Linked DNA regions of Homo sapiens: region 2 is linked to region 1. The links are chromatin loops, found by intact Hi-C in ENCODE. Cell type or tissue: CD4-positive, alpha-beta T cell. All regions are shown on one strand. Each heading gives the region's core, and the rest is flanking DNA. Links, peaks and the distances in the headings are about the cores only. Region 1 overlaps MED12L (mediator complex subunit 12L). Region 2 holds the start of AADACL2-AS1 (AADACL2 antisense RNA 1).

Region 1 (16,264 bases), core at 3,166-11,165:
TTTAGAAATTAGGAGGTACATGGTGAGATCTTTTGCCAGTTTCAAATAAGAAATTTGTTAATATATTACCTAGGTTATATAACACCATAAAAAGGAGTGGGGGAAAAAAATCAATGACTTATTACTATCAGCAACAGCTAACTAAAAAGAGTTGAAACGTTTTTTAAAATTAAAAATAAAAGGACGTAAGATACTGAATAAAGCTCTTAACAGCTCTTTAATCTTAGACTAAAAGGACATGTTTATAAATGAAATCAATCACTTAGTCAAGGTCAAACAAAATGGTCAAATTTGGAGAAGATATTATTCATATTACAGCACCAATAAATAATATGGAATAATATGTAGTGTAGTTATATTAGCAAGTCATATAGGTTGCAAGCTGAGGCATACTGTGAGGAGCTGGATGAACTGCAAGTCACAGAAGTAAAAAAGTTAGTCTTAACTGCTAATAGAACATAACCTTGCTGTACCTGGTCACAGTCACCAATATAAGATAATAGGCCTAACACTGTTAACCATAAATTCACAAGATCTATTACATAAGCATAAATGGTATTCATTTTTTATAATCTTTATACATATAAACATTTCCAAGCCTGGCATGGTGGCCCAGACATGGTCACCTGTAATCCCAGCAACTCAGGAGGATCACTTGAGCCCAGGAGTTCAAGACCACCAGCCTGAGGAATATAGTGAGACCTTATCTTTAATTAGCCGGGTGTGTGGCGTGTGCCTGCAGTCCCAGCTACTCGGCTGGGGATCACATGAGCCCAGGAGTTCAAGGCTGCAATCAGCTGTGATCGCACCACCGCACTCCAGCCTGGGCAACAGAGCAAGACCCTGTCTCTTACAAGAAAAATTAAAATAAAAAAAATTAAAAAAATATTTTGCATATATACATTTCCAAAAGATATTTGAGGTGGCTGATTTCTGACTGAGAAAGGGACAAGTTTTCCTAACTTCACATCCTTAAAATCAATGTTGATAGTCTTTAGGTCTTGTGACATCAGATAAACCAAACATATACCATGGAAGCAAAAGCAACTTCCTTTTTGTAAAGCAGTAGTTAAAAACAGAAGAGATCTAATTCTGCGAGGAAACAAGACAGATAAGACAATCCTCTCTGAGTATTTAAATCAACTAATTTTTTACTTAGGTTTGTCATTTATTTGCACTTTAACAAAAAATGATTCTTCTAATCTTCAGTCAACGTTTAAGTAATACAAATGAAAAAAATAGAGGAGTTGTGAGAAATACATAATTGCATAACAGAAAGTCATACAGGGGCTGATCCATAATTTCAAAGTAAAATCTCTCCAAAAGTCCTTAACAAGTACATGTCTCTCATATTTAAAATACAGACTGAGCATCCCTATCTGAAAATCCAAAATCTGAAATGCTCCAAAATCCAAAATGTTCTGAAGACCAACCTGATGCGCAAAGGAAATGCTCACTGGAGTATTTCACACTTCAGATTTTCAAACTGGGGTGCTCAACTGGTAAGTATATAATGCAAATATTCCAAAATCTGAAAAAAGTCTAAACTCCTAAACACTTCTACTCTCAAATATTTCACGTAAGGGATATTCAAGCTATAATTAAAATATTATGCGTAATTTCCAAAATTCATCACTGTACAAAAAACTTTACTGCTTGCCTTTTATGAAGATCAAAGTAACATACAGATAAGAAGGAATTACAAATTTCTAGAAGATGGTGCTTTGTTCTACTCACTTGACAACCAAAAGCTGTCCAGTCAAGAACATAACAACTGGCATTTACTAAGTGCTTATCATGTACTACTACACGAAGTGGATTCTATTAGTAAGGCCATTGTACAGACAAACAGACTGACACTAAGGGAGATCTGAAGCCACTCAAATACTTGGGAGCAAAATGAAGACTGAAAATCAGGTCTGAACTGGCCTAAAGTCTATGGTATCCTACCAAGGCCAGCGTGCTCAACTTGAGGATTTGAATTTTCTAATTAAAATATTGTTTACTATGTTAAAATTGTCAAGCAAGCTTTTAAAAATTAATAGATTATTCCATCACATAAATGTACCAATATTCATATTTGGAAATTGTTGGTGAAAATTGTTCATGGCAATTACAAAGGTGTCTTCCTCTTTTTTCCAAAATTACATCTGAAACTTGTTACTTCAGCTATATTGTTCACTGAAATAAAATCATTTTTTAAATAAACAGTAGAAGAAATAGAACGTACTAGTTAAGAGTACCATTTGGATTGTACTGTTAATTGGAACTACTTAGGATTCCAATTCCTTTCTTCCACCAATGAGTTGGGTATCAGCCTCAACAATTTCTCATCCTCTCTAGCATTGGTTGCCTTGTCAAAAAAGTAAAAGATTTTTTAAAAAGAGAAAGTAAGAAAAAGAATAACGTGCATCTCACAGGCCAGGGAAAAACTAAATAAGATGACATAACACTAAAACAGGGCTCGTTGTCTAAAAAGAACACACACAAAAAAGTTAAAAAAAAAAAAAAGTCGCATAATACTCAAAAACAAATCAAGAGGCCCACTCCAATCTAAACAATGTGTGACAGGCCCTTCTCAGTGACAGCAAGTCTAAATAACTGGACACACAATTTTGTTTTCCCAACTATGTTACTAGAAACCAAACTTTTACTAACACATTATTTCAAAAAATAAGAAAATACTAGTTGTAAAAGACTAGCAACGCTTCCTTTGGGTGTCCAGTAGGAAATGTGTTAGCTTCTGAAGCACAATACACTTCTGGCTGGGCTGTGATCAGCATCAACAACATAAATTCAGCACACCTGGATCTCAACAGAAAGCCATCCATGCACATTTTCCTTGCTTGCTTGACTTTTGCCTTATTTGACTTTCTGCAGTCTTGGTTTTAGAAACTGACTTTTTTCCTTAAACAACAACAAAACCTAAGCATTTAAATGAACATGATTTCCTTTACAACATGGTCCTGCAGCTACCCCATCCTGAGTGGATCAATGCCATCCAACTGCCTCCCTACAGAGAGTAAAGACTTCATGAAAACCAGCAAATGTAAAAAGCCCAAAAGATCCTGGCTGTGCCTTATGATTAGTAGACTGCGTGATGGGTATCTGTGTGTGCCCACAGTAGCCCCAAGGGGCCCACTATGAGTCTCTGATCATATTCCTTCCAATTCTGCAGTTTTTAACTAACTCTATATACATCAGTCAGTAATAATAGCAGCTAGTGTTTATTAAGTACCCATTTACATGCTGGGAACTATAAATATTTGAATGGTTTATCAATCAAATATTTCATGTCATTTTCACATCGTCAGGAAATAGCATGCCCATTTTACAAAATGAGGAAACTGAGACTCATCAAAAATACGTGAATTGTCCAATGTCCCTAAAGAAATACACTAAACTGCTGATTTCACAGCAGAGAGCTCCCCTGTCAGCCACACCCCTACCTCTACCTGCACGTACTCTCTCCCACATCTGAATCTAAGCATTCGTCTAAGACTGATATATACAGATTCCATGACTGTATTCATCTCTACCTTTCCAAGCCAAATCTTATAGGGGTGCTTCCCCTTCCAGTTCACTGCCCGAGTAGCTTTTTAATGAGGTCTAAAAAATGAATTCAATAAATGCGACTGAGCATCTCCTGGGCCCCATGCATGGTACTTGGGGCTGATAATGTGCATAAGGTGAGGAGAAGAAGAAACATAGACCCCAGGGAAACGCTTGCAGGAAGACAAATGTGGAACAAGCCCAGCACTGACAGAAAGCGAGCTTTTGTCCTCTGGATCGTGGTGGTGAAGCAGAGTTCGCCAGCTGCACTGATACAAACCTGGCTGGGCCTGGGACACTCTGTGCCACAGGTGAGGAAAGCACATTTTCTAAACTTAGGGCCTTTGCCATTCAAAACATCACTATGAACTCATCACAACCTTTCAAAGAATTCTGCACGAATAGTCTAAGCATAAAACAAATCCAAACAATAAATATGTAAGTTTCCCCGTCTGGGGTGTGTGGTTTTAGCAGCAGGGAAGGAGGAAACACACATGCTGCTGCAGGAACACTCTGTCCAGTGCAGCCGGTTCCATCTTTTCATTACTCAGGATAAAGCTGGCTTCCTGGGACCCCCAAAGAGAGAAGTGAAAAGGCAGCTCTTCCTGCCACCTTTAGCCTGTCCCTTCTATCCATGTCCTTGAGGCACCCTAAAGATGCAGCTGCCTCCGTGCTCACACTCATCCCAAACAGAGAGATGCCAAGAGGAAGGAAGTGGTCTGAGGCCTCTGAAAAGCAAAGAGAGCAACTCCTCCTCCAGCTGCTCAGAGGTGAGGTCACAAGTGACAGGCTCAGTGAGCATGTGGAAACCAGGGGTCCCACTGTCCACATAACGACTCCTTTGTGTGGATGTCAGGATTTGCCACCTCCATCACCCAGACTAGAAATGGCTCTGAAACACTAAACAAGCAAATAAGTGAGTACATGTTGTAGAAGACATGTACCAGGAATTGAAAAGTGACAAGCATCTGAGTGAATATGGCCAGCAGACACACTGCCTGGCTGCACAGTATTTTAAAATCAGGAAAGTTTACATGCAGATCTTGACATCCAGCTTCTCTTGAAATGTTGGATGATCAGGGAACAGTGGATCCCAAGCAGAATCTAAGAATTTGAGAGGCTTCCCTCTTCAGACAGGGTCTGCCCACTTCCCAGACACCTCAACCCCCACCACCTCCAGGCTGCCTTATACATAGCATCCCCCGACTCATTCCCACTACCTGCCTGGCCACTGTGGGACATGAGCCCTGACCTCAGTATTACCATCTTTATATCTCACACTACTCTGAATGGAAAACTAAGCAGCACAGATCTAGAATAAGGAAACACTCAGGTTTTTGAGATTTTTATTTTCACCTCCCTTGCCATTATACCCAAAAGCCCAGACACAGAAACAGTGGCCAAGGAAATGGGGCGGTAAAGGGCAACAGGGAGGGAGAGTAAAGAATTAGCACATTCCAGGCCAGGTGCAGTGGCTCACGCCTGTAATTCTAGCACTTTGGGAGGCTGAGGTGGGTGGATCACGAGGTCAAGAGTTCAAGAACAGCCTGGCCAACATGGTGAAACCCCATCTCTACTAAAAATAGAAAAATTAGCCGGGCATGGTGGCAGGCGCCTATTAATCCCAGCTACTCGGGAGGCTGAGGCAGAGAATGGCTTGAACTCAGGAGGCAGAGGTTACAGTGAGCCAAGATCACGCCACTGCACTCCAGCCTAGGTGACAGAGCAAGACTCCATCTCAAAAAAAAAAAAAAAAGAAAAAGAAAAAAAGAAATAGTGCATTCCATGTGGAATCAGTGAAGGCACACCACATAGCCTGGCACACCCCAATGTGGGCACAGAATCAGCTCCTACTCCCACTCTCATGACCACAGTCCAACCACAAGGCAGGGCCCAGGCCTCGGATGCCTTCATCCCATGCACTGCAGTTTTCAACAGGCTTTCACCAATACTGAAACTGATTACACACACAAACTTCTCCCATTTAGACAGAAGTTCTCCCCTCCCTACAAGGAAGTAGAGAGGACTGCATTTCCCTGTCGCAGTTCCAGAGAAAAGGGAATTAAGGAATCAAGGAGGGTGAAATTCAGGTTTTCCCAACAGATGTGAAGAAGCAGGCTATGCAACCTGGGGCCTAGGCCTACCTAGACACGACTTCTAGTAACAGCAAACCTCCAACCTATTGCAACTACAGAAGTTGATCATGTTTTATCTATCGTGCTATCTAAATCCTGAATGAATTATGAAAACAAAAAAGGGGAAGTATATTTTAAAGAAGTGAGACCAATTTCTGAATCCTAACCACACGTAACTCCTTATCAGAGAACAGCATCATCACATTAGTTCTTCCAGTATAATACTAATAATTGCTATATTATTATTGTTAACAATTTTTAAAACATATTTGTATAGTGCCTTATAATTCTCAAAGTGTTCATGTTTCCTTAGAGAAAAAAAGGGCAAGTACTCTATGCCTACTTAACCAGGAAGGGCACTATTGCACAAAGCCTTGAGTAACTTACTCAAGATCACCAGCTGATCAGTTAACATGATGCTGCAGCACATGCATGAATTCCAGAAATACGCAAAGTGACTCTGCAGTCAAGAAAACAGGGCTGGGCACGGTGGCTCATGCCTGTAATCCCAGCACTTTAGGAGGCCAAGGCGGGTGGATCACTTGAGGCCAAGAATTAGAGACCAGCCTGGCCAACATGGTGAAACCCAATCTATACTAAAAATATAAAAATATTAACCGGGCGTGACGGCAGGGCACCTGTAATTCCAGCTACTTGGAAGGCTGAGGCAGGAGAATTGCTTGAACCCAGGAAGTGGAGGTTGCAGTGAGCCAAGATCACGCCACTGCACTCCAGCCTGGGAGACAGACAGAGACTCCGTCTCAAAAAAAAAAAAACAAAAAAAAAAAAAAACAAAGAAAAAGAAAACAGTAACCCCTGTTAAGGAGTAAATAGAGAGATAAAACTTGATTACATATACATATATACCTTGATGCATATACCATACATACAGATACCAACGACATATTTTAAAAATTAATTTAGTCCAGGCACACTGGCTCACACCTCCCAGCACTTTGAGAGTCCAAGGCAGATGGATCACTTGAGGCAAGGAGTTTGAGACCAGCCTGACTACAAATAGAAAAATTAGCTGGACACAGTAGTATGTACCTATAATCCCAGCTACTGGGGAGGCTGAGGCATGAAAATTGTTTGAACCTGAGAGGCAGAGGTTGCAGGGAGCCAAGACAGTACCACTGCACTCTAGCCTGGGCAACAGACTGAGACTGTCTTGGAAAAATACTAATAATAATTTAATGTTAAGTATTACAGAAGGATCCATCTATTTTGTTATCCTTTTTGCCAGACTATTAAGAAAAGGTGACCAATCTGAATTATGGGTTGAAAACGTAGTTTTCATCAAGTCTTTCTGAAGTTGAGTCAACATTCAAAATAATTACTGCTAAATGGGGCAACACTGATGGCCCTTCCAGAAATGTGCGTGCCTAGAGCCTCCAGGACTCTCAGTCCTGAGCACATGTCGCCCTCTGGTGGCACGCACCTCTCTGAATCCTGGAGAAGTCACTCAGGTAGGGGAAGCTTCCGGCAGTGATTTCCAAACATTTCCCACACACCCTCTCAGCTCAAAGAGTTTTTTTAGTAAAAACTTTCAACACACACTTATTTATAACTTCTATACCTATACGATCATAATAATTACATTCATTTCCAGAGACAAAAGAAGCTTTTGAAAATTATAATCTGAACAGAAGTTCTAATAACCTTCTTGCACCCTAATGGCTCATTGCAAGCACCCACTCCGGAGATATCTGTGATTTACAAAGAACCTCACAGTGTGATTTCATTCAGAAAGATTGCAACATAATTTCTGCCCTTGAATTTTTTTGAAAAAACACCCCTATTTTTTTCTTGAGAGTGCTGTAACTTAAGTGTCTGCAGGTGAATGGGGCAATAATCCTGAAGTTAGCCAGTGCATACACTCTGAAGGTATATAGTCAGGCTAACCACAAAACTAAGGTGGTTATGATAATCTTGGTAAAACCCTCACCAGGAAACAATGTAGCTTTTACTCAATACTTAGTGCAAGAAGCTAAACAATCCAAGATCCCCCTGAATTTTGGGTATCCCTACTTTCCTTCCAGATAACTCACCTATATGTATTAAAAATCTTAGTATTCATGAAGTCTTTTATCTAAGAAAGTCTTTACTAAAAACACACTTTAAGGTTTCCACCCAAAAAGAGCACGTAGCACTCTAACTTGCCTCAGTAAGCAGAGGATTATATCAGCATGCTCCACTGAAGTAGGGAGGCATTGCTACTGAACTCGCGATGAATTTAAAAAGCACACTCAATCAGTCCCTTGCTCTCAACGTTCTGAATGATCCTAGCTGGCACCATTAGTCTTGAACCATATCTTTGAGAAGCAGGGTGATCAATCAAAAATTATTCCAAAAAGAATAATAATCTGGAATATGTATCAGGCTCACATAAAGGTAAGAGAAGGAAAGGTTTTTGATGGTGGTTGTTGTTGCTGTTTCATCTTTTCTTTCCACATATGCATTCCCAAAAGCCAGTTGAAATATCAAAGATGCTTGCCATCAGCTAACTAAGGTATTGAAGGTGTCTTAAAACTTAACTCTGCAGTCCTAGTGCCTAGCACAGGCTGGATATTATCATCGGCAGTTTTCATTGTGAAAAGAAGACAAACTTTTTATTTCTCCCCAAATAAGGCTGAGGAAAAAAACAACTGAATATCCTAGTTTTGGGGCAATTCATTCATGAAACAATCTATTGCTAGATATGTGTGAGATAAAAATTATCTGTGATTATCAATTTTAGATATTAACTTGGCTAAGCTATTGTATCCAGTTGTTTGGTCAAACACCAGTCTAGTTGTTGCTAAAAAGATTTTTTTAAGATGTGATTAAGATTTAAATCAACAGACTTTGAGTAAAGCAGATTATGTTCTATAATGTGTGTGAGCCTAATCTAGCCCATAGAAAGTCTTAAAAGACTAAGGTCCCGGCCGGGTGCGGTGGCTCAGGCCTGTAATCCCAGCACTTTGGGAGGCTGAGGCAGGCGAATCAGGAGATCAGGATTCAAGATCAGCATGGCCAACATGGTGAAACCCCATCTCTACTAAAAATACAAAAAATTAGCTGAGCATAGTGGTGGGTGCCTGTAATCCCAGCTACTCGGGAGGCTGAGGCAGGAAAATCACTTGAACCCAGGAGGCAGAGGTTGCAGTGAGCCGAGATTGCACCACTGCACTCCAGCCCAGGTGACAGTGTGAGACTCTGTCTTTAAAAAAAAAAAAAAGACTGAGGTCCCCAGAGGAAGAAAGAATTCTGCCTCCAGACTGCCTATGGACTCAAGACCGCCACATCAGTTCTTCCTTGAGTCTCCAGCCTGCCCTGAATATCTCAAATTTGCCAGCCCCATAATCATGTGAGCCAATTCCTTAAAATAAATACCCCTCTCTTTTCTCCCCCCCTTTCTCTCTCTAGGTAGATATAAACATATATGTACGCATACACATATATATACATACACTTAACACACACTTTTTTTCTATTGGTTCTATTTCTCTGTAGAACCCTAACACATTGTCTAAGGATTTTTGAAAGATCATGACCACGGGTATTCATGCACTGCCCTCTGCTGTGCTAAATGTTAACATACATTCCCCCAAGTTAAAGCCAACCCACCATATTAAGTCCAATCACTAAATGAAGGATATTCTTCTAAAACTAAAATTGGAAAGTGATGGTAAAAGGGCCAAGAAAAATCTTGCCCGTCAATATATCAATATTCCTAGGTAGATAAGCCCCACTGACATTTCATTTTAATAATGGTAGGTAATCTTAGTCCAACAATAGAATGATTTCAAGTGTGTATGTCTTCATAAGATACTACACTTCATAGAAAAGGTTTCGCCAGAGTTTCCTGAATGAGAAAGAAGAAAAAAACACTATGAAAATAAAAGGTGAAAAGAATTAAAAAAAAATTAACTACCTCTTGGTTATCTTTGTTTTGGTTTGCCCAGAAAATCTTATGATAAAGTGTCTCCATGGAATTGCTGGAATCAGTTCGGTCAAAACAGTGACGATCCAAAACTTCCAACGTGTGCAAAACCCGACTAATAGTCACCCCTATAGGCAGAAATTAAACAAGTGGTTAATGAGGCCAAAAATAACACAGTTATAACACAGTACAAAATCACCATTCTATGTGAGGCAAAAGAATTTTTTTTTAATTATCATTCTTGGCATATGTTATCAAACAATCATCAACAAAACCAAACTTGACATTCTAGACAGCCAGGATCTAAAAGGCATAAACTGAAGATTGTCCTCAAAATTCACCAAGTGGCTCTGTCAAAAAGCTGCCTTATTCATGTGGAATGGTTTATAAGAAGCAAAAACACAGCATAAAGTCCAACATTCAAAAGCACTCGTTCCTCTGTGGCATTCTGTACCTGCTGTGGATTCTTGGCACTTGTCAAATGACCACCGAACTTCCACTGCACGGCCTCTTTGTTTTATCTGTTGTTCTACTTCATAAATCCTTGCCCGAACCTGAAAGATAATCGCTTCTAATTAACTTGTGCTTGGAATGCCACAGCGCATGTCTAAATCATGTCAGGTTTTTCCACGTGAGTAAAGTATCCTATAGTGAACTACAATCTTGACTGCATTGTAAGAAATGCAGCCTGTGGCCCAATAAGTGAATTTTTAAAATTTACAAAGGGCAATTCAATGTCAGTTTTCAATAATAAATGTTCACAAAAATAAATGCTTGCAAAATTTGTTTTACGAGTGAAATTTCTTTTTTAGGACACCACGTGGAAAGGTGAATGTTCTAAAATAATCTCTTTGAGCCATTCTTCCATGTGTGAAAGCAATTTGCAACGTTCTATTAAGAAAACTGCTTGGGAAAAGACAGGGATCTTATTCTTTTTTTTTAATGGATGAATATGATTTTATTTTATTTTTATTATACTTTAAGTTTTAGGGTACATGTGCACAATGTGCAGGTTTGTTACATATGTATACATGCGCCATGTTGGTGTGCTGCACCCATTAACTCATCGTTTAACATTAGGTATATCTCCTAATGCCATCCCTACCCCCTACCCCCACCCCACAACAGGCCCCGGTGTGTGATGTTCCCCTTCCTGTGTCCATGTGTTCTCACTGTTCCATTCCCACCTATGAGTGAGAACATGCGGTGTTTGGTTTTTTTTTGTCCTTGCAATAGTTTGCTGAGAATGATGGTTTCCAGCTTCATCCATGTCCCTACAAAGGACATGAACTCATCATTTTTTATGGTTGCACAGTATTCCATGGTGTATATGTGCCACATTTTCTTAATCCAGTCAATCATTGTTGGACATTTGGGTTGGTTCCAAGTCTTTGCTATTGCGAATAGTGCTGCAATAAACATACGTGTGCATGTGTCTTTATAGAAGCATGATTTATAATCCTTTGGGTATATACCCAGTAATGGGATGGCTGGGTCAAATGGTATTTCTAGTTCTAGATCCCAAGACAGGGATCTTATTCTAAATATTAATCACAATCCTATGGTTCAAGTCACATAAGGCTTTGAAACAAATAACCCAGTACCAATAAGAACATATAATAATTACCAAATATCAAAACTACTACAGGAGTCATGGTCATGTATTAGAACCACCACCATAATTACAGTCTGGGTGGCAGAACTCTCAGCAAGAACTGTTCAGCAAGACAGTGAAAAGAAAGGGAGCAACTTCGAGAATTTCAGTGGTTCTGAAGAGGCTAAACAATTCTCTAAGGTCACCCAGAGTGTTAGCAGGCAAAACTGGGATAGCACCCAAGCATCTAGATACTAAAACCTGTGCTTGACCCACTGTGCCCTGATGCCTGTCAAGAATGAAAACAGCCATCAAATCACTGAAACATAAAGTCTACCTGCTGATTGAAAGCCGTGTTCCCACCCGGCATGGGGAGGCTGGACGGGGCCACCTGCAGCAGATCCAGGGGTGAGCCTGGGTTTGCGCTCTTATTTTCATTTGTGGAATAATTCCACACCAAGGCACTTGGGCAACAGAGAGTGACAGTCTGGAAATGAAACAGATAAAGTTGGATGTTCAGAGGAAGGAGAAAAGCATAACAATAGCTAAACAGTAAAAACGACACCCTGTCATCACTGTATTATTGTCTCCTACTAGTAAGTTTAAAATACGAGAGTGTCTTACCCCATTCTCAACTTCGCAATTGAGAAGACAAAACTAAAAATTATTAAGTTGAAAGGGAGGAAGTACAGCTGTTGAGAAATTAAGGAATAATTCATAAGCTAATACTCCAACAGGAACCTGAAGGAACTTAATAAAAATGCAGTAATCATCACTTAAAAATCGTCACTTAAACCAATTTTTCATGCAATTAAAAACATGAGATGAACTTATAATATGTAATTTCTAAGGCTGTAAAAGCTAAAAAAAAAGAAGTATTTAAAAACAAAAACAAAATCAAATAATCATGTAATAGTAGCTTCATAAATGGTGGGCAGGCAGTAACCCTGGACAAGGGGTTGTCAAACTTTTTCTATAAGAAGCCTGATAGTAAATGTTTTAAGCTTTGCAGGCTACCTACAGTTTTTGTCACACATTCTTCATTTTTGTTTTAATAATGCATTAAAAACATAAAACCTATTTTTACCTTGTGGGCCGAATTTGATCCACAGCCTGTAGATCTCCCTCGCCCTAGACACTTGCAGACACTCTTCACTCAACCAGAAGTACTTTATATGACCATCTTGCTTATGTGTCACAATAACCCCATGATCTAGGTAGTGTTATCCCCCACCTTTACCAAAGAGGACTATGAGCCGCGTAGATTAGTAACCAACCCAAGTTTGATTTTATTAATAGCACACATGCTCAGAACCACTATGTTATCCTGCCTCCTAAACATAGATTAAACATTATAGCTCACATTTAATTAAGCTAATTACACTTAGTCTACGCTGAACACTATCTTGGAAGCTTTCCGTCATCATAACCTTAACCCTATGAGGCAATGAAGTAAGAACTATCATTACTCCCCAACCAGACACGGGGAAACAGAGGCTCAAGGTCACCGTTACTAAGTGGCAGAGTGAGGTTTAAAATCAGGTCTGTAACAGCTTTAAAGTGTATATCTAAGCCATTATGCTCTTGTGCCATTCAACAGCAAATTTTTTTTCAAAAATATGAAATTAAGTACAAAAAGCTGGCCAGGCACAGTGGCTTGCACATATAATCCCAGCGCTCTGGGAAGCCAAGGCAGAAGGATCACTTGAGCCCAGGAGCTTGAAACCAGCCTAGGCAACACAGTGAAACCCCATCTCTAAGAAAAATTTAAAAATTAGCTGGGTGTGGTGATGCACATCTGTAGTCCTAGCTACTAAGGAGGCTGAGGGGGGAGGATCACTTACTTGAGGCAGGAGGATCACTTGAGCCCAGGAGCTCCAGGCCGCAGTGACTGAAGATTAGGCCACACTGCCCTCCAGCATGGGCAACAGAGCAAAACCCTGTCTCAATCAATTCATCAATCAATTTAAAAAAAATAAAAATAAAAAAAATAAACTCTGAGGTCTAGGAGACATCTTTGTGGAAACCAGATAGCAGATACAAAGAATGTCAAGTCCCTGAAACCTACCAATCCATCTCTTTCCACTGGGCTACATCCCTACTGCCTTCCTCATGACTGTAACAATGTGGAGTTCTCAACTCCTCCTGACAGAGCCCTTCCTTGTGTCCTTGATTCCAAAGCCCTCTAATACCCAGGGCACTGATCTATCAAACACTGCTCCTTCTCCTATTTGCTCTTAGCCCAAAAATACATTCAAATCTGCCCATCAAAATATATATATATTTTTAACTCTCCACTCAGCTGCCATCTTTATCCATTATCCATTCTCTTCTCTTCTCTTCATAAACACGTTTCTCAAAACAACAATTAGTGCTATTTCTCCTTATTCTCCATCACTCCTCGACATTCCTTAATTTGGCTCCTTATCCACCATTCAATTAAATAGCTCTTTAAAAGATCACCAATGAACACTATATTGTTAAAGACTACTTCAGCCATCTTCTTGCCAGATGTCTCCAATACTCTACACATTGCCCACTACTAATTCCTTTTTGAAACTTTCTGCAGACCCCAGTTTAGCATAGTGGTTGAGTGTGGACTCTGGATCCTGATTGCTTTGGTTTGGATTCCAGCTTTGCCACTTTCTTGCTCTGTAATCTATGCATTATTGATGTTATAAGAATAATAATGGTTCCCATCTCAAAGGCTAGTTCCAAGAACTAAATGACTTAATAACATACGTTGCAACTTAGAACGATGCCTAGACCATAATAAATGCTATCCATACGCTAATATAATTATGACAATATTACTGTTATTCTCATCATCTTTGGGCAACAATACTCTCCCCCTGTTCTCTCTCCAGTCTGGCCAACCTTCCCGGTCTCCTCCATGGACTTCCCCTCTGCCCGACTCTTAAGCACTCCTGTCCTTCAGGTTCACGGATTCTCTCTCACTACAAAATTCTTCAGGCAACCTCACTCCCTCTTGGGTTTTTGAACAGCCAAAGTTCTTGAAGGATTCGAATCCACACAAGTAGCCAACTGTCTGCCCAAATCTGCAGAATTGGACATGTAACAACTCTTGAACATATCCATTTGGAGGTTCTAAATAAAGGACAAACAGTCCAAAATAGTCCAAAGCTGAACTCCCTGAAATGCTTCCAAACTGATTTCTTTGCCTTGCAAGCCTCCTTTCCTACCTCCCCACTCCCACCAATCTTCCCTCTACTGTGGCCAATCAATCTAACGACAATTACACAACTACCTGTGTCACTTTGCTGCATAAAACCCTCTGATGACACCTCAATCATAAGGCCCACAGGGCATCTTCTATGCCCTGACCCCCAACAGAGTTTATAATGTATGTCCCACTAACACCCACCTACACAAAAGATAACTGACCAGCCTCTGGGCCTCTTCCCATAGTGTTTCCCCTGCCAGGAAACTTTTACTACTTCTTTTTACTTGATCTTTCTCAACTCATTCGAAGAACTAAAAAATTTCTTTCACAAAGCCTCCGTGAGTTTTAGGCTGGACTAGAGGTTCCCCTTTTCAACTGCCTTGGCCCCCTGTGTATCTCCCCAACAGCCCTTGTCATATTATTTGGAAACTGTCCATTTATGACCCAGTTTTCCTGAAAAGACAGTAAACTCTGAGAGTGGAGACCATGTCTTGAGGGTCAACTGTTTCAAAGCTCCTTAGTATACAGCAGAACACATTAAGAGCTCAAGAAATACAAACTGAACACTAAGCTGTGAGCTCCTCTAGGGCAGGACTGTACCTCATTCCTGATATTCCTGGTAGTATCAGCCCAGCAACCAGCATGTTACTGGATGTTCAAGGACTACACAAGCAACAATGCTTGGAAGACGAACGGAACCCGATACGATTTGGACTTTAAACACAGACAGGCAACCAACCCAAGATGTGAACTTAGAAAGATTAAAAATGCTAGCTGGAGAAGCTGTCTTTCCAGAAGAACAATAATACAACTGACTTATTCTGTGGGTTCCCTGAAGGATTTTTAATTGAACTGCTTAATGACCCTAATAAAGGACAACTGCAATAACACTCTCCTAGACGAATGTGACAAATCTTCTCTCAGCTTGATCCATCACAGGGAAATAAAAACATAAAATTTCAATCAATAAATTACTTGGGTGAGGAAAAAACTAGAGTTGTAAAAAGTCAACTAGAGAATTGAAAATGCCATTCCCAACTCAATCACTTCCCACATTGAATTTTAACATAAAATAACAAGGGCCAAGGACTTACCTGCAACATACAACTAAGTCCATAAACCAGGGGACCATGCTGTGCACAGGAAAGAAAATCTGAGAAGGCCAGCTGCACGGGGCTCATGCCAGGGCCGGGGGGGCCAGGGCTGGGGGCCCCGATACTCGAGTTGTTTGGTCCTATCATCATGTGGGGTGAGTGGGCAGCAAGGAGGTTGGGGCTATCGCTCAGCAGCAAGGAAAGACGCCGGGCACAAAAGTAGGCAAGACGACGAGACAGGTAGGCCGACTGAACAAACTCATCTGAATACTGAGAAGTAGAAGGACACCAGACTTCAGTCATGTCTTATGCGTCTTGGTTAAATAACTATTTTAACACAGACTTTTTTTCATTTAAAAAAGATAAAAAAACTTCAAAGGTATAAAGCAAGTGCTGTCCAATAGAAATAGAATGTGAGCCACACGTATAATTTTAAAGTTTCTAGGAGCCATGAAAAAAATAAGAAACAGGCAAAAATTAGAATAATGTATTTTATTTAGCCCAATATATTCAAATGTTATCATTTCAACAGGTAATCAACATAAAAAGTATTACTATTATACACTTTTCCATACTAAGTCTGAAATCTGGTGTGCATTTTACACTTAGAGCACACATCAATTTGGACTGGTCACATTTCAAGAGCTCAGTAGCCACATCTGGCTAGTGGCTATTGTAATGGACAGTGCAGGTACAGACTATCTCAGGGGAGAGACACAGGAACCTATGGTATAGTCTGTGGGGAGGGTATGAGAGTGAAAGGGAGAAGTGCTGTTCACT
Region 2 (15,806 bases), core at 7,807-15,806, 750 kb before region 1:
ACAAACAAAAAAACCCATTTCCCTTTCTGGATCAGAGCACAAATGATACAATTTTTAAAAAATACCTTGGTTTTCTTTCTTGTCTGTTTGCACAAACCTGCTTTCAACCTCATGATTGTTTCTTCCAATTGAGATCTGATTGGCAAAGCCACAGACTAAGCCACCTAGTCTCCCCCTTTGATACTGTCATGTTTTAGTTAGAGAATATCAAAAAAGAAGGGACCTTAAGATCACTTGGTCCAACCCCTCATTTGTAAGACAATGAAACAGGAGCAGAGAGGTGAAGGGTCCTGTTCAAGGTAACATGGCAAAGTAGTAACAGGTTTGGTTTAGATGTAGCAGAGGGGCTCTTTCTTCTACATTCTTTGGGTTGTGCAGCTTCTTCCTTTTTTTTAACTGTTTATTATATAAATGTTGTTTAAAAGTGGCCATTTTTTCCTTTTCTAACTGAATAATATAAACATGATATGTTAGGCTGATATCACTGGTGGTGGTGGCTGCCTATCACATGCAGTCCCTTCCTTTCTTGGGCAAGGAATGGGGTAAGGAATTATCCATTACTTTCGGTGTCCACAAAAGTAAGAAATGATGGGCGCTTGCTTTTGCAGATTTTGCAGTACCGAGGATAAAGGCATATAACCTGCCAGGAAATCCACTCTAGAGCAAGTGATGCAAAGATACAGGGACAAAGGAGATTTTTGTCCCAGTGCAGGTAGCAGAGACAAGAGTTCCAGAGTCTGAACAGTGCTGGTGACAGCGCTAATGACAGGCAATGTCCGGGGTTGGTAGGGGCAATACCTGGTATTCTGCAGTGCGGCCATAATGTTTCCGGAATTGGTGGGTTCTTGGTCTCACTGACTTCGAGAATAAAGCCGCGGACCCTCGCGGTGAGTGTTACAGCTCTTCAGGTGGCGCATCTGCGTCTGGAGTTTGTTCCTTCTGATGTTCGGATGTGTTCGGAGTTTCTTCCTTCTGGTGGGTTCTGTGGTCTCGCTGGCTCAGGAGTGAAGCTGCAGACCTTCGCGGTGAGTGTCACAGCTCATAAAGGCAGTGCGGCCCCAAAGACTGAGCAGCAGCAAGATTTATTGCAAAGAGTGAAAGAACAAAGCTTCCACAGTGTGGAAGGGGACCCGAGCGGGTTGCCACTGCTGGATGGGGCAACCTGCTTTTATTCTCTTATCTGGCCCCACCCACATCCTGCTGATTGGTAGAGCCCAGTGGTCTGTTTTGACAGGGCGCTGATTTGGTGCGTTTACAATCCCTGAGCTAGACACAAAGGTTCTACACGTCCCCACCAGATTAGCTAGATACAGAGTGTCCACGCAAAGGTTCTCCAAGGCCCCACCAGAGTAGCTAGATGCAGAGTGTCGATTGGTGCATTCACAAACCCTGAGCTAGACACAGGGTGCTGATTGGTGTGTTTACAAACTCTGAGCTAGACACAGAGTGCAGATTGGTGTATTTACAATCCCTGAGCTAGACACAAAGGTTCTCCAAGGCCCCACCAGAGTAGCTAGACACAGAGTGTTGATTGGTGCATTCACAAACCCTGAGCTAGACACAGGGTGCTGATTGGTGTGTTTACAAACCTTGAGCTAGATACAGAGTGCTGATTGGTGTATTTACAATCCCGGAGCTAGACATAAAGGTTCTCCACGTCCCCACCAGACTCAGGAGCCCAGCTGGCTTCACCCAGTGGATCCCGCACCGGAGCTGCAGGTGGAGCTGCCTGCCAGTCCCGCGCCGTGCGCTCGCACTCCTCAGCCCTTGGGTGGTCGATGGGACTGGGCGCCGTGGAGCAGGGGGTGGCACTTGTCTGGGAGGCTCGGGGCCGCACAGGAGCCCATGGAGGGGGTGGGAGGCTCAGGCATGGCGGGCTGCCGGTCCCGAGCCCTGCCCTGCGGGAAGGCAGGTAAGGCCCGGTGAGAAATCGAGCGCAGCGCCGGTGGGCTGGCACTGCCGGGGAACCCAGTACACCCTCCGCAGCCGCTGGCCCGGGTGCTAAGCCCCTCATTGCCCGGGGTCGGCGGGGCCCGCCCGCTGCTCCGGGGGCGGGGCCCGCCAAGCCCACGCCCACCCGGAACTCCAGATGGCCCGCAAGCGCCGCGCGCAGCGCCGGTTCCCGCTCGCGCCTCTCCCTCCACACCTCCCTGCAAGCTGAGGGAGTGGACTCTGGCCTTGGCCAGCCCAGAAAGGGGCTCCCACAGTGCAGCCGTGGGCTGAAGGGCTCCTCAAGTGCCGCCAAAGTGGGAGCCCAGGCAGAGGAGTCGCCGAGAGCGAGCGCGGGCTGTGAGGACTGCCAGCACGCTGTCACCTCTCAATAACGCCCATCCCAACGTTTCCTGAGGAATAATTTTGGTCGTGTTCCTGCTACTCAGCTTTTCGTGGTTCCTGCTCATTTTCAGAGTCTAACATTCCAGCTTTTCCGGAAATTCTGTGAGTATACAACAAACTTTGACAATTCCTTTTGGATTTAACTCATCTGAAGTTAGTTTTGGTTATACTCAGTGAAAAATTTTGGTAGTAGTTACATGGCTCGAATAAAGAAAATAGACTTTGCTTTCTGGGTCTGGGAATAACCAGTGAACATCTTTCTGAGCATCAGTTTCTCATGCATAAAATTTAGGAAAGAAAACCTGAGGGAGGTTAGCTGAATCACTTCTCTGCTTTGCAGAGTCAGATTCTATAAGAAAATGTTATAACATGGAGAAATTTGCCCTTTTCTGTTCTCCTCAAGCCCCCAAAATATTTGTCTTCTGATAAAATGTAAGGAGAAAGAAGAGGCAATAAAAGCAGAAAATGAAAAAAAAAAAAAAAGGCCAAACAAATCTTTATTTTGTTTTGATAGAAGCCCATGAAATATAGCAAGTTGGTTTCAATTTTCTGAAGCTTTGCACAATCAATTAGTTAATCTTAATCACTGCCTATGGAATTCAAACATGCACAATTCCAAATTTTTACACATTCTCATTCATTAAAATAAAGGCAGAAGCCAGGCGTAGGTAGAGTGATATTTTTATGAAGCACAAGCCTTGTAATTTTCCAACATCTGTGGGGAGTTAAAAAACAATCGCTACGATCGCTTCAGTTGCTCTGAAGCTGGTAATATGTGAGTCATGTTTAGGTGCTTTCTGGGCCCTACAAAATCATCAGATAGATTTTCAAATGTGTTTGCAGTAAGAGCCGCACCTCTTTTTTTCTGGGCATGGAAAAACCATGTAAAATAGATCTCAAAGAAGCCAGCATTGTAAGCAACAGGCACATAGTTTATTTTTAGAGACTGGGTTACCATTAGCACATATTTGGACACTTTTTAGTCTGACTCAAATATACAAAAAACACTTTACTAATCATTTATAGAGCAAGTTCGCTGTCTCCACCCTACCCAGAATATAAAATATAAAGATTCTAATAATAGGGGTACACTTAATAAATGTATTGATGGGTGTTTCTCTTTCAACACAATTAATTTGCCCTAAGCAGTGTCTAGTTAATGAGGTCTTAAATTGTCAGAATAAATAGGTGTGCTCTGCTCTAACTTCAACACGAGGCCATGGCAGACATGGCTCTTTTCAGCTACCTAAGTTTACTTTCAACCATTTTCCTACCCATGCAGTGTCCCTTTACTGAGAATTGGTCGTGGACTTCCAGCTGTCTGTTTCCTCCCGAAGAGGCCAGCTATCTTGCTGCACTAATGATTCCTCCTTTGTTGGAAGCTGACTCTATACTAATAAAGAACTGCTGGCAAACAACTGTAATTAAGAAATTTAAGCTTGAGAGAATTAGGATGAGGCAGTGTAATTCCTCGTTATCTTTGAGCATTTTTGGAAGGCATGAGGTACTTTTTGTTTCTGGTTAAAACCGAAGGAAACATTGAATAAATTCCTGCCTTCCACATAATAAAAAAAGGTGTATATTTGGACAGGCTTTATTCTTAGTAGTCACTTCATTTAGATCCTTACTTTTAAAATGTTTCTAATAGGGAAAAAATACTTTCATTCAACTTTTCAAACTAAGAAGTAAGATGGCTGTGTCCCTGAAAGATGGTACATTTATTTAAACTAAAGTTTTACATACATTTAAGTTATACATGACTTGTATCTTATTATTTTCTGAAGGTGGGTTAGGATAAAAAGAAAAGAGGTAAAAGAAAAGAACATTAAGACAAGAGTTTTAAAAAAAAATCTCAGGAGTCTAGTAGGAAGCATGATTCATCCATAAAAAACCATGAGGCAAACAAGTCTTTCAGGAGGGAGCTGTGAGCTGCCTTGAGGCTTATCCACTAGCCACACAGAGGCTGGAGCTGTAACTTTTGTTTTAATGAGGGTTTCTTGGTCAGGCTTAGGTTGACGTCCAAAAAATACATCGGGGAAATCTTGGCAAATAGAAATTCCAGTAGGACTTTTGTTTATGGTCTCTCTTTACTTCTAGTATGTGAATTCCTCGAGGGTAGGGTGTTATTCACTACTAGATCCCTAGCACCTGAAAAGTACCTGGTGCCTGAAAAGGACTGAAAAGGGCAATTATAGGAAGGGAGGGAGAGAGGGAAGGAGGGAACAGAGAAGGAACGGTGTTCCATTGAGACCCCCTGGAGGAAGAAAATCTGGGTTGTGTGGCTTTCAGTAGTTCAATGAGCACATAGCTGTCTTTAAGCCTCCACCTGTGGTGTGTACAGATTCATAACACCCCAACGGCGCATGGTTATGAGATCACCGAAGCCACATCCTCTAGGTTGACAAAGTTTATCCCAACATGCTCACTCTCTCCAAAGCTCTCTCTGACTTTTAATTTACCTGCCACTACTTAATTTCTCCTTCTTGGATTGCTTTGATATTTGTGCATCTCTCATTATGCTGCACTTTGACTTGTATTTGGCTGCTGGTTCTCAACTGAGGTCCTACCTTTATTCCTGAAATTTACCACAGGGCCTGCAACTGGCCTTTAAGCACCAACTCTGCACAAAATCTGTGACTACCTAGGTGTTTCAGGTTGGGCAGCAAACATTTATTCTCAAGTATTCCCCGAGTCTGGTCACTGCTTGACCTTGCCGAGTCCCGTGTTCACAATGTTGTCGAAACCTGTGGGTGAGATTGAGTCTTCAGAGGAAAGAACTAAAGAATTCACGAGGAGCTAGCAACAGCAGAGACTGACTGAAGGGGAAGAGAGTGGAAAGAAAGGATTCATGGAATCTGGGAACACAGAAAAGGGAATGGGAGTGAAAAAGCTCTATATACTTTAAAGTCTGACCCTGAAGTTGTCCCGTTGCGAGTGCTGACTGTACCAGCCTGTAATACATTTAGAGAGATGCACAACTGTGCAAACAAAGCAAATTGCAAACCAGTTTTAGTAATTTCTCAATAAAGGGATTACCCTGTAATTCTCTGTGAACCTCCTATTTTGCAAGCCCAAAGGGAAAACAGTTTTTTCTAGACACATCTATTATGCTTGTCCCTCAGCTAGCAATAAGGGATGCTGCCCTTGCCTTCAAGTCCCTGCTGAGCACCACAACCATGCTCAATATCCTCATCCGTAAAATATGGTCAAAAGAGTGTCTGCCTCACACATTGTAATTGGGATTAAATGAATCAGGTCTAGAGTGTTTAGGAGATTGTCTGGTACATAGTAAGCATCTAAGACGTGTTAGCAATAATATTGACAGTAATGATAAGAGATGACATGATGGTGATTATGATGGTATTAACACATCATTGGCTGTGACTGATTGGACAAGTAACGCTTTTATCCAAAGGCTACCAATCCAGAAGCTGCATGTTGTCTTACAGTTCCTCTGGCTGGTTGCAAAAGATGAGCTAGGCCAGAGTCCTCTCAAAAAACCAACCAACTGTGGCCAAAAAAGTCATAGGCTGGGATGGACATTGTGTGGCATTGTGAAGGTTAAAATTGGGAGGCAAAAAAGTATTTAAAAGAAGAGTGAGTAAAAAAGAAGAGACATTGTAAAAAAAAAAAAAATCACTAAGAAACAGAGACACTTAGTAAGAGAGCCCAGAGTACCCAGCCAGCCCCTGCCTATCTTTTAATTCTGCTAGTCTCACTACCAGTTTCTTAAAGGTCTCCTAGATTCCAACCATAACACTCAACTTTTAGTTTTAAATTCATCTGGGCTTGAGTATTCTTTGTCTCTTGAGCCTAAAGAATCCTGACTAGATTAAAAAATACTTTTTATAGCACAATTAATCATACTACAAAAATGAGTCAGATATCATCTGGCTGCAAGACTTCCTTTCAACTATCGTTTACAAATTTTAAAGCATAGCAATTATTGCAAACACTGATGAACAGATTTAGCTCTGTATGAACATTGGAATTTCCATGGATAGGCATCCTATGCAACTTTATTCTCTAGGCCATTATAAAGAGATTCTTAAATGTCAGTGATAAGAGCCAGTAACTGAAGTAGCAGAGGAAAGTGTCAGGGAGTGCAAACTCAAATGTCTATCGAGAAAATTCATGCATATACTGGGTGTAATACAATAGAGTGTGGTAGGAATTTTGCCAAAATAAAGAGGTCTGCCATCCTGCACTCCTCCCCAAGACAGACATTTCTCTTAAGATCAGTCTTCTCTTGATGGGTGGAAATAAGTTCCCAGTTAAAAAAGCCAAAAATGTAGATTTTTAAAATTGAAAATCTTCTGATTTTTAAATGTTAAAAACTGATTTAATTTTTTCTAATAAAATATCTGACCTCCCAAAAAATGTATCTACAGAACAAACTTTATTTGAGGCTGCCAGTTTCTGCCCTCTGATATAATAGCATGGGAAATAGTCTATGGTAAAGAACCAGATGGTATACAACTTATCATATTTCCTAAATCCACATTCTACTCTGGTTATACTGTAAAAAGACAAGAGAGAGGAGACTTTAAGACTTTTTGTTAGAGGGAAATAAAAAATGCATATCAACATTCGCCCAAAAGATTCAAAAAAGTCTTAACATTATGATCACAAAATTGTGGATCCTGGTGATTAATAATGCATACATATATTGGGATAAAGTCACGTGGAGTCCTCCAGGACACCTGTATGTCATTTTGCAGTTGTCCTCCCCATCATTTACATTTCATCAACAATATCTAGGAAATCATAATATGTAGGTAATTTTCAAAACTTAAAAAAAAATTTCTAAAAGATTAGGATTAAACCCTTGGCTTTGGAGTTGTATTTAAGCATACTCTTTGATGATGGAAAGAAAGTAGTTTAAGTGATGTACATGTATATTTTAGTAGCCCTGGAATAATGTGTTCTAGGTGTTATTTAAAAAAAAAATTCATGGCTAACCAAATTAATTGAAATAGGATTGACTAGATTTGGTTTGGTTTTGATGAAGCACAAAATGTTCTTTAAAGAGAAACTTCACCGGATACAGGGCACAGCTTTCAAATCATAATCCAGTGACAGTCTTCTTTGTATCTACTGTAATTGTCCTCATTTATTTTCAAAGGACTACTTAGACACCTCTGTGAAATGTCAATCTATTATATTCCATCTTTTGCTCTAAGTTATTCAAATCTAAAGCAAAGTGTTTTTAATGGAGAGATTACCTTCCTTCCACATCCTCTCACTCAAAACTTGTCCATCTAATAAATGCCAGAGACAAAAAGGTGAGAGATTCAGTTACTGCTATTTAAGAACTCTGGATTTAGTATGAAAAAGTGCTTACTACTTCTAGTGTTAGCCCCACCATCTAAAAAACTTAGAAGTCGACCGGACGTGGTGGCTCATGCCTGTAATCCTAGCACTTCGGGAGGCCAAGGTGGGCAGATCCCCTGAGGTCAGGAGTTCAAGACCAGCCTGGCCAACATGGTGAAACCCCATCTCTAATAAAAATACAAAAATTAGTCAGGTGTGGTGGCACACACCTGTAGTCCCAGCTATCAGGAGGCTGAGGCAGGAGAATTGCTTGAACCTGAGAGGTGGCGGTTGCAGTGAGCCGAGATCATGCCACTGTCCTCCAGCCTGGGTGACAGAGCGAGACTCCGTCTCAAAAAAAAGCTTAGAAGTCATCACTCCTATCCTTAAATAACAAAAAGCTGAAGAAACTAAGAATCAACAACTGTTCTTAGATCTATCAAAGAACTAAGGTTTCAGAGCAACCTGCCACTGAAATCTGGACAGGCAGTGATAGGCAAAATAATGGCTGAAGAGAAATCCAAGTCGTAATCCTTGGATTCTATGAATATGCTATATGACAAAGAAAAGAGGAATTAAAGTAGTAGATGGAATTATGGTTGCTAATCAACTGATATTTAAACAGGGAGATTATCCTGCAATATTAGTTGGACCCAATATAATTATAATGGTCTTCAAATTTGGAAGGGGTAGCAGAAGAGAACTATTGTGATACCAGTTTGAAAAGTGCTTGGCCTTATATTAATGCATGGAAAACGCAAGAAAATGAATTCTCCCTTAGAGCATCCAGAAGGAACATAGCCCTGCTGACTAATTGATTTTAGCTTGATGTAAACGATTTCAGACTTCTGACTTCTAGAATTTTAAGATAATATATTTGTGTTGTTTTAAGACACCAAGTTTGTAGTAATTTGCTATAGTGGTCAGTAGAAAAAGAATACATACGTGAATCCAGACAGTCACAGTGGAGCAACTTATCTGGAGCAGAAGCCATTAGCACCATAAGCTGGCAGAAAAACTAAAATATTAATTTTAACAAATTCCTAGAGGTTGAGTATGGATTATTTGAGAGCAAAAAACTCCTAGAGGTCCCAATCTTAGAGAGGCTTCAACAATTTTATGGGTTTTTACCTCTGGGAACCCCTCCAGGTTCTCATGGTAAATATTCATGAAAGTTTCCCTTGTGGCACTAGCAGGGGAAAGAAAAACTAGTCAATGTAAAATATACCCACAGCCTCCTCCATAATGGACTACGCTGCAGATAAAAGGACTTTACCTGAGCCTTATCCAAGCTGGAAAAAAGCATTCCTCCCACTTTAGTTCCCTCTAGTGTTTCTGCCCCAACTAAGAGGGTACAAAAACTATACAACCGGAGAAATGCTTATGAAAGTCACAGCCCACAGACACAGGCTGACTAAAAGTGTGCGTTTTCATCCTAAGTATATAGAAGGCATCCCCTCACTGACACTTTACCACCACACCAGCAGGACTGCAATATAGTAACACTGGATTACATCGGAAAGAGCTGCAAGATGCAGACTCTCTGTGAGGAGGAGTACTTAGGGAATCCTAAAGTCAAGAAAGAAGACAAAAGCAAGGAGACTAGAAGAACATGAAGCCTCTGGCACCCACAGCTACAGCTGAGATTAAACACAGCCTAGATTCCAGCCAGATTAATGTAAATCCTGACAGTAAAGGACAGTTTATCTCAGTTATAATTACCCAATGCAACATGTTTGGCTTTCAGCAAAATAATTACCCAATGCAACATGTTTGGCTTTCAGCAAAAACTACAAGATGTACAAAAAGGCAAAACATGCGTGTACGCATGTGCGCACATATACACACTCACACATACACAGTCTGAAGAGACAAAGCAATCATAAGACCCAGACTCAAATGTAACACAGATGTTCGAATTTCAGACAGAAAATTTAAAATACCTATGATAAATATGTTAAGGGTTCTATATTTGTTAGCTAGGGCTGCCATAACATAGTACCATAGGCTGGGTAGTTTAAACAAGGGAATTTTATTTCGCTCTGGAGGTTAGAAGTCCAGGCTCAAGGTGCCTTCAGGTTTTTCTTCTTCTTAGGCTTGTCGCCATGACTCGCAGATGGCCACCTTCTTGCTGTGTCCTCACGTGATTTTTTCCTCTGTCTGTGTGCATCCTTAGTATCTCTGTGTGTTTGAATTTCCTCTTCTTATAAGGACACCAATCAGAAGGAAAGAGATAAAACTGTCTATATTCACAAATGATATAATTTTCTATTTTAAAATACCAATGAAATGACAATAAATTCCTGTAATTGATAAGTGTATATAAAAGGGTCACAGGATAGAAGGTTGAAAGTCAATTGATTTCTTATATACCAGCAATAAACAACTAAACATTAAAATTAGAAAAAGAGTCCATACCATTTACAGTAGCTCAACTACACAGATATAAATCTAATATAATATGTATAGAAAATGTGTGTAGGAAATGACAAAATATCAACAAATAAAATAAAGAAGACAAAAACATGGAGAAAGATGTGTTATATGTATATACAAAACACATATATATTTTCTTACTCTACAATCAGCAATCACATTCCTAGGTATTTACCCAACTTGTTTGAACAAACTTATGTGCGCTCAAAAATGTGCCCATAGTTGTCTATGAAAGAGAAACTCGTTACTCTATGTTTTTTTCTACACATTAGAAAAATTTGAACCATCTACAGTAGTCCCCACTTATTCCTTGTTTCACTTTTTGTTGTTTCAGTTACTCATGGTCAACTGTGGTCCAAAAATATGAGCTATTTTATTATATTTTACATGTAACTCTATGTGAACAATTGGAGGAAGTACTGGTTTAGGCCAGTGGTTCTTAAAAAGTGGTCCCAGAACCAGTAGCATCGTCATCTGGGAACCTGCTAGAACATCAAGTCATTGGAACTCACCCAGAGCTACTGAATCAGAAACTCTGGGTATAGGCCCAGAAACGTGTGTTGACAAGACTTCCAGGGGACTCTGATCAGCGAACATGTGAACAGTAGGAGGTTTCAGCAAAAGGAAAGCTCAGGATAGAAACCTTGCACCAACATGGGCTGTCTTTTGGTGTGAACATATATAGACATGTTTTTGTGCTTCCCTGGGGGTGCTGAAGAAGGCTGATGAGAGCCAAGAACCAGCAGGCCTGGAATGGCCCACAATGGTGAGGAGTAAATGTGCCAAGAGCAGAAACTGCAAGTAATCTCTTAAACTATGGGCTGGTGGAGGAGAGCATGACTGAGACTCAAGGTGTATTAGTTTGTTCTCACACTGCTAATAAAGACATACCTTAGACTGGGTAATTTATAAAGGAAAGAGCTTCAATGGACTGACAGTTCAGCATAGCTGGGGAGCCTCACAATCATGGTGGAAGGCAAAGGAGAAGCAAAGGCATGCCTTACATAGTGGCAGGTAAAAGAGCTTATGCAGGGGATCTCCCATTTATAAAACCATCAGATTTCGTGAGACTTATTCATTACCACAAGAACAGTATGGGTGAAACTGCCCTCATGATTCAATTATCTCCATCTGGCCCCACCTTTGACACGTGGAGTTTATTACAAGTCAAGGTGAGATTTGGGTGGAGACACAGCCAAACCATATCACAAGGGGTTGGCAGCATCCGAAAGCGACAAGGAGGGGCCAAGGCAGCAACACGGTGGGCCACCCACCCAGTCTAGCAAAGAGCCAGCAGGCAGGGCTGGCCCAGCAAGCTTTCTGCTCTACTCAGGTGTTCTCCTGTGAGGTAGAAAGGGAAGCAGAGAAACAGCACTTACAAAGATGTTGAAGCTTACATTCTCTGAATATTTATATAATTTTCAGCTGCTTAATTTAGAAGAAGAAGTAACTGTCATACTATCTTCCTACGCAAACCCTGACCAGCTGAGAGTCCATGTATAAGCTACAGTTACATTTTTAAAAAAAGAAGAGAAACAATTTTACAAATCTGTATTAGTGCATATATTTCAACACAACAACATAAATCTACCTGATCCATTTCATTATTTGCTTATTTAGAAACTATTTCAGAATAAAAGATTATTATTTCAGATTCCCTTGTCAGATAGCCTGGAAAATGTGAAGACTGCTTAGGGTTTTGAAACATTCACTTTGAAGTCGTCAGAAATGTTGCAGTGACAATTTTAAAACCACTTGAGGGCAGTAAAAGCACATTTCTTAACTGTACATTGCAGATGATTTAACCATAACCTCCAAAATTAAAGACTTGGCCAGAATACCTTATCTGCATTTCTAACTTTGTCTAGAGTTATGCCCCCACCCCCATCTGCCAGGTTTATATTCCTAGTTTCTCAAATTTAAGTAGAACAAGAACAAAAATTTAAAGCACACATTCTGTTTTTGGTTTCTTTCATAAGCAATATTTTTGCTGTGGCTTATAATTGATGTATTTCAGAGACATGGCTCAATTAAGTCACAAGTTCAACTTCTTTACCTCAAATGTATGTATATTTCAACATCAATTCATATATGTGAGCATGAATGTTTGTGTGTGGATATGTGTGTGTTTACCCGGAGAGATTTGAGTATATAAATAAAAATAGTCGTTATCATTATAGTGAATAAGAAGAACTCTTTTGGGCACATTTATAAAGGTACTTTACTCTTTCCCATCACAGCCCTGCAAATCCACTGTCTTGGCATCTTCTTCATCACCACCTTGAAAAAAATCTTGGGCAAGTCCCATAAATTCTCAGAAATTAAAAGAAGAAAGGTTTCCTAGTTACCTTTCCCCCCTAAATTGTTTCATTTCAGTAATTAAATCACCTATCTCTGTGTAATACTTAAAATTGCTAACTTCACCTAAAGTTAAACTTCTTCCCTTTATTTTGTCTGCTTCCCACCAGAAGTCTGCAGTGGGGAGAAGTGGTGAGGTGGTCACACACATTCTGGTCCATGTCCCTACCAAGTTTCTACTCTTCTTCCCACAAGGCTGCCTCTGACTTGAGGGTTCAAGAGAAGAAGAGGAAAGAGGTAAAGAGCAGAAGGTGTTTTCTTTCACCAATACCTCTGCAATCTGACATTCATTTGGTGGGTTGGGGGGCACTGCGGCAGTAGTTCAAATCTGCCCATTTCTCTTGTGGTCATTTTTGAGGGCTTTTGTGAGCTGTGTGACTGCACAACCAGGTCAGGGCCAACTTCATGGGTGTGAGCCCTATGTAGAATCTCAGGACCACAGGCTTAGAGGGGTCCCAGGCTTGGTTTAATGCTCTGTTGTTGCCTCTGCATTTTTAAAATAATTTTTGATCAAGAGACCCTGCATTTTCATTTTTCACTGGGCCCCAGAAATTATACAGCTGGTTTTGACTGAGCCCCTTCAACAGCAGCTTTACTGCAGGACAGTGCTTCTTTTTCAGCTGATAATTTATAATCTCCCTCTGCCTCTCGGGTCAGATTTTGCCCCTAGCAGGAACCCCCTTGGACAGGGTCCCATGAATAAAGATCACACACCAATGTCTGTCCTTAGGTTTTTTGCTCCAGAAAAGCAAACACTTGTTGGGAGCATGGCTATTATAAAACTCTCTCTGCTAGAGTCAGAAGTCATCTCAGCCAACTCTCTCCAGTCACTTTCTTCTCAGACATGAATCAGGTAATTTGATTGTGTTCCTAAGCAACACCAGACCCATGTAGGCTCTCCACTTAGTCTTTGAAGTGGAGTTTAGTCCTCTCACTGGGCTTGAGTGAGGTGGAGCATCATATCTTCCTCCTCCAGATAACTGTCAAAAACCAATTCTTTCCCTAACTCCCTGGCATCTTCAAACTTAACTCTTTTGTACCCATAAGGTGGGTGAGAAGCTAATGGTCAAAACGTCAATTTTGGGCCCCTCCTATTTTAGGTCTGTACAGGGAGTTTAGCCTCACTTTGGAAGTTGCAAGTTCTTGCTCTCTTTGTTTTGTTCTCAGCCTTTAGGAAACTCTATAGAAACGGAGACAGAAAGAGTCTCAATATAATGCCCAATGACATCATTTATAGGGAAAACTTTTACTCGGCATTAGATATTTTGAAATTTAAATATTTATTTGAAGAACATTTTAAATATCCTCAATTCCCTTAATACATTAATATCTTCATTAGTAGAAGGGATCAATTCAACAAATATTTTGAGCATCTCCTTTGTGCAGGAATCAGTAATAAGTTGAGCTAATATGCAAATTAGCAAGAGAGCCTCCACATTCTTGAGGAGTTCACAGTTAGAAACTGAAAACACAAAGACAATTTCCTAAAGATGAGTAATAATAAAGTCGTGTACAAATGCAATAAGATCACAGGAAAGAGAGCAAATACAACTCTGGAAAAAAGAGAACATTTCACCAGAACTAAAATTAGATTTGGATTATAAAAAGATAGGAAGATGGTGGGCAGAATGTGGAGAATAATTTCGAAGCTAGAGGCAGTAATTTGTTCAAAGGCTATTGCGATAATCCAGGTAATATTATGAGGGCCTAAACTAAATCAGGGTCTCTTGGGGAAAAAGAAAAGAAGCATAAGTAGGTGGTAGAAATGAGAGAAATTATTGGCTTATTAAATGAGGAAGAAAAAGGAGCTGAAAAATAATTCTAGGAAAAAACAATCTCAAAATACCATCTTGCAGAAGATGGAGTATTAAATATAAAAATAATAGAGTATTAGAATGTATCATTTTTGTATATAAGTACATGTTAATTCATTTTAATTCAATTATGAAACAGTAGAAGTATGCTTTTTAAGATTGAGCATTTGTTTTATATAATATAGCCAATGTTGGATGTGGTAACTAGCCTGCTCTTTGCAAAATCTTATTGCTTAAATTTCCAGGAACATCATGTAGACAGGTAAGTCGATTTTAGCAAAATCCAACAAAGAAACTACTTTATGTCCAAAACTGCAATATAGTTTGTGCAAAAGTAATTTAATTAAGTTCAGAAAATGTTTACTGTATGCTGTGTGAGTTGCTGGTGGGAAAGTAAATGATGCAACTACTTTGGATGACTTTGGGAAGTTTTCAGTAAAGAGAAACATATACTTATCCTATTTCAGGAGAAATGAGAACACATCTGCTAAAAGATCAGAGTGTTTACTGAAGCTTTATTCACAATAACCAAAAACTAGATTGGATAATAAACCAGATCATGAACAATGCATTGTTTTGTTAGCATACAATGTGTATTAGTCCGTTCTCACGTTGCTATAAAAAACTACCTGAGACTGGGTAATTTATGAAGAGAAGAGGTTTGATTGACTCACAGTTCCACAGGCTTAACAGGAAGCATGATTGGGAGGCCTCAGGAAACTTACAATCATGACAGAAGGCAAAGGGGAAGCAAGCACCTTCTTCCCATGGCAGCAAGACAGTGAGAGAGCAAGTGGAGAACTGCCACACACTTTAAAACCATCAGATCTCATGAGAACTCACTATCATGAGAACATCATGAGGGAAACCGCCCTCATGATCCAGTTACCTCACACCAGGTTCCTCCACCTGACACATGGGGATGACAATTAGAGATGAGATTTGGGTGGGGACACAGAGCCAAACAATACCACAATGGATCACTATATAACAACAAAAGTGAACAAACTTGTTACGTGTAACAACATGGACACGAACATCATAGATATTATGTTGTGTGAATGACATTTAGGCACAAAAGAGTAAAGACTATATAACAGAACCTTCAATATGAGGTTCAAGAACAAGTAACACTAATAAATGATGTATTGATTTTCTATTGCTGTAGTAACAAATTAAATGTAGTGATTTTAAACAAAACAGTTTTATAGTCTCACAGTTTAAAGGGACTAGAAGTCTGGCAACAGCTTACCTGGGTCCTCTGCTTAGGATCTCACACAAGTGCAATCAATATATCAGCCAGGATATTTTCTCTTATTCAGGCTTGATTAGGACAGAATCCTCTTCCAAACTCATTCAGAGTGTTGGCAGAATTCATTTCCTTTGGTTGTAGAAATGAGGGCCCTGGCTTCTTGTTGGCTAGTGGCTAGTGGCCACCATCAGTTCTTAGATCCTGCTCACGTTTTTTTTTTTTTTTTTTTCATGACGGAGTCTGGCTCTGTCGACCAGGCTGGAGTGCAGCGGCGCGACCTCGGCTCACTGCAACCTCCG

The links. Peaks named below come from ENCODE experiments on the same cell type or tissue, not always from the same donor. Only the 100,000 strongest peaks of a DNase experiment are listed, where the experiment ranks them.
Region 2: a loop joins it to region 1, with 10 times the contacts of the local background. A loop is called at or near these places in 18 of 110 quality-filtered maps.

What each region holds. Positions count from the first base shown.
Region 1 is chr3:151,159,322-151,175,585 of GRCh38, reverse strand. MED12L (mediator complex subunit 12L) reads right to left here. Exons shown (of 45, transcript NM_001393769.1): 8 at 15,485-15,754; 9 at 11,544-11,693; 10 at 10,067-10,166; 11 at 9,604-9,740. Among named protein-coding and RNA genes, the nearest start is that of GPR171, 36 kb to the left of the region's middle. In CD4-positive, alpha-beta T cell, for the core only: CTCF peaks have their summits at 6,936, 7,135 (motif pointing left) and 9,176; DNase peaks (open chromatin) are centred at 4,285, 5,425, 6,105 and 7,105; H3K27ac peaks cover 1,654 bases.
Region 2 is chr3:151,914,487-151,930,292 of GRCh38, reverse strand. It overlaps AADACL2-AS1 (AADACL2 antisense RNA 1), which reads left to right and starts at 2,118. Exons shown (of 3, transcript NR_110203.1): 1 at 2,118-2,436. In CD4-positive, alpha-beta T cell, for the core only: a CTCF peak has its summit at 11,872 (motif pointing right); a DNase peak (open chromatin) is centred at 11,832.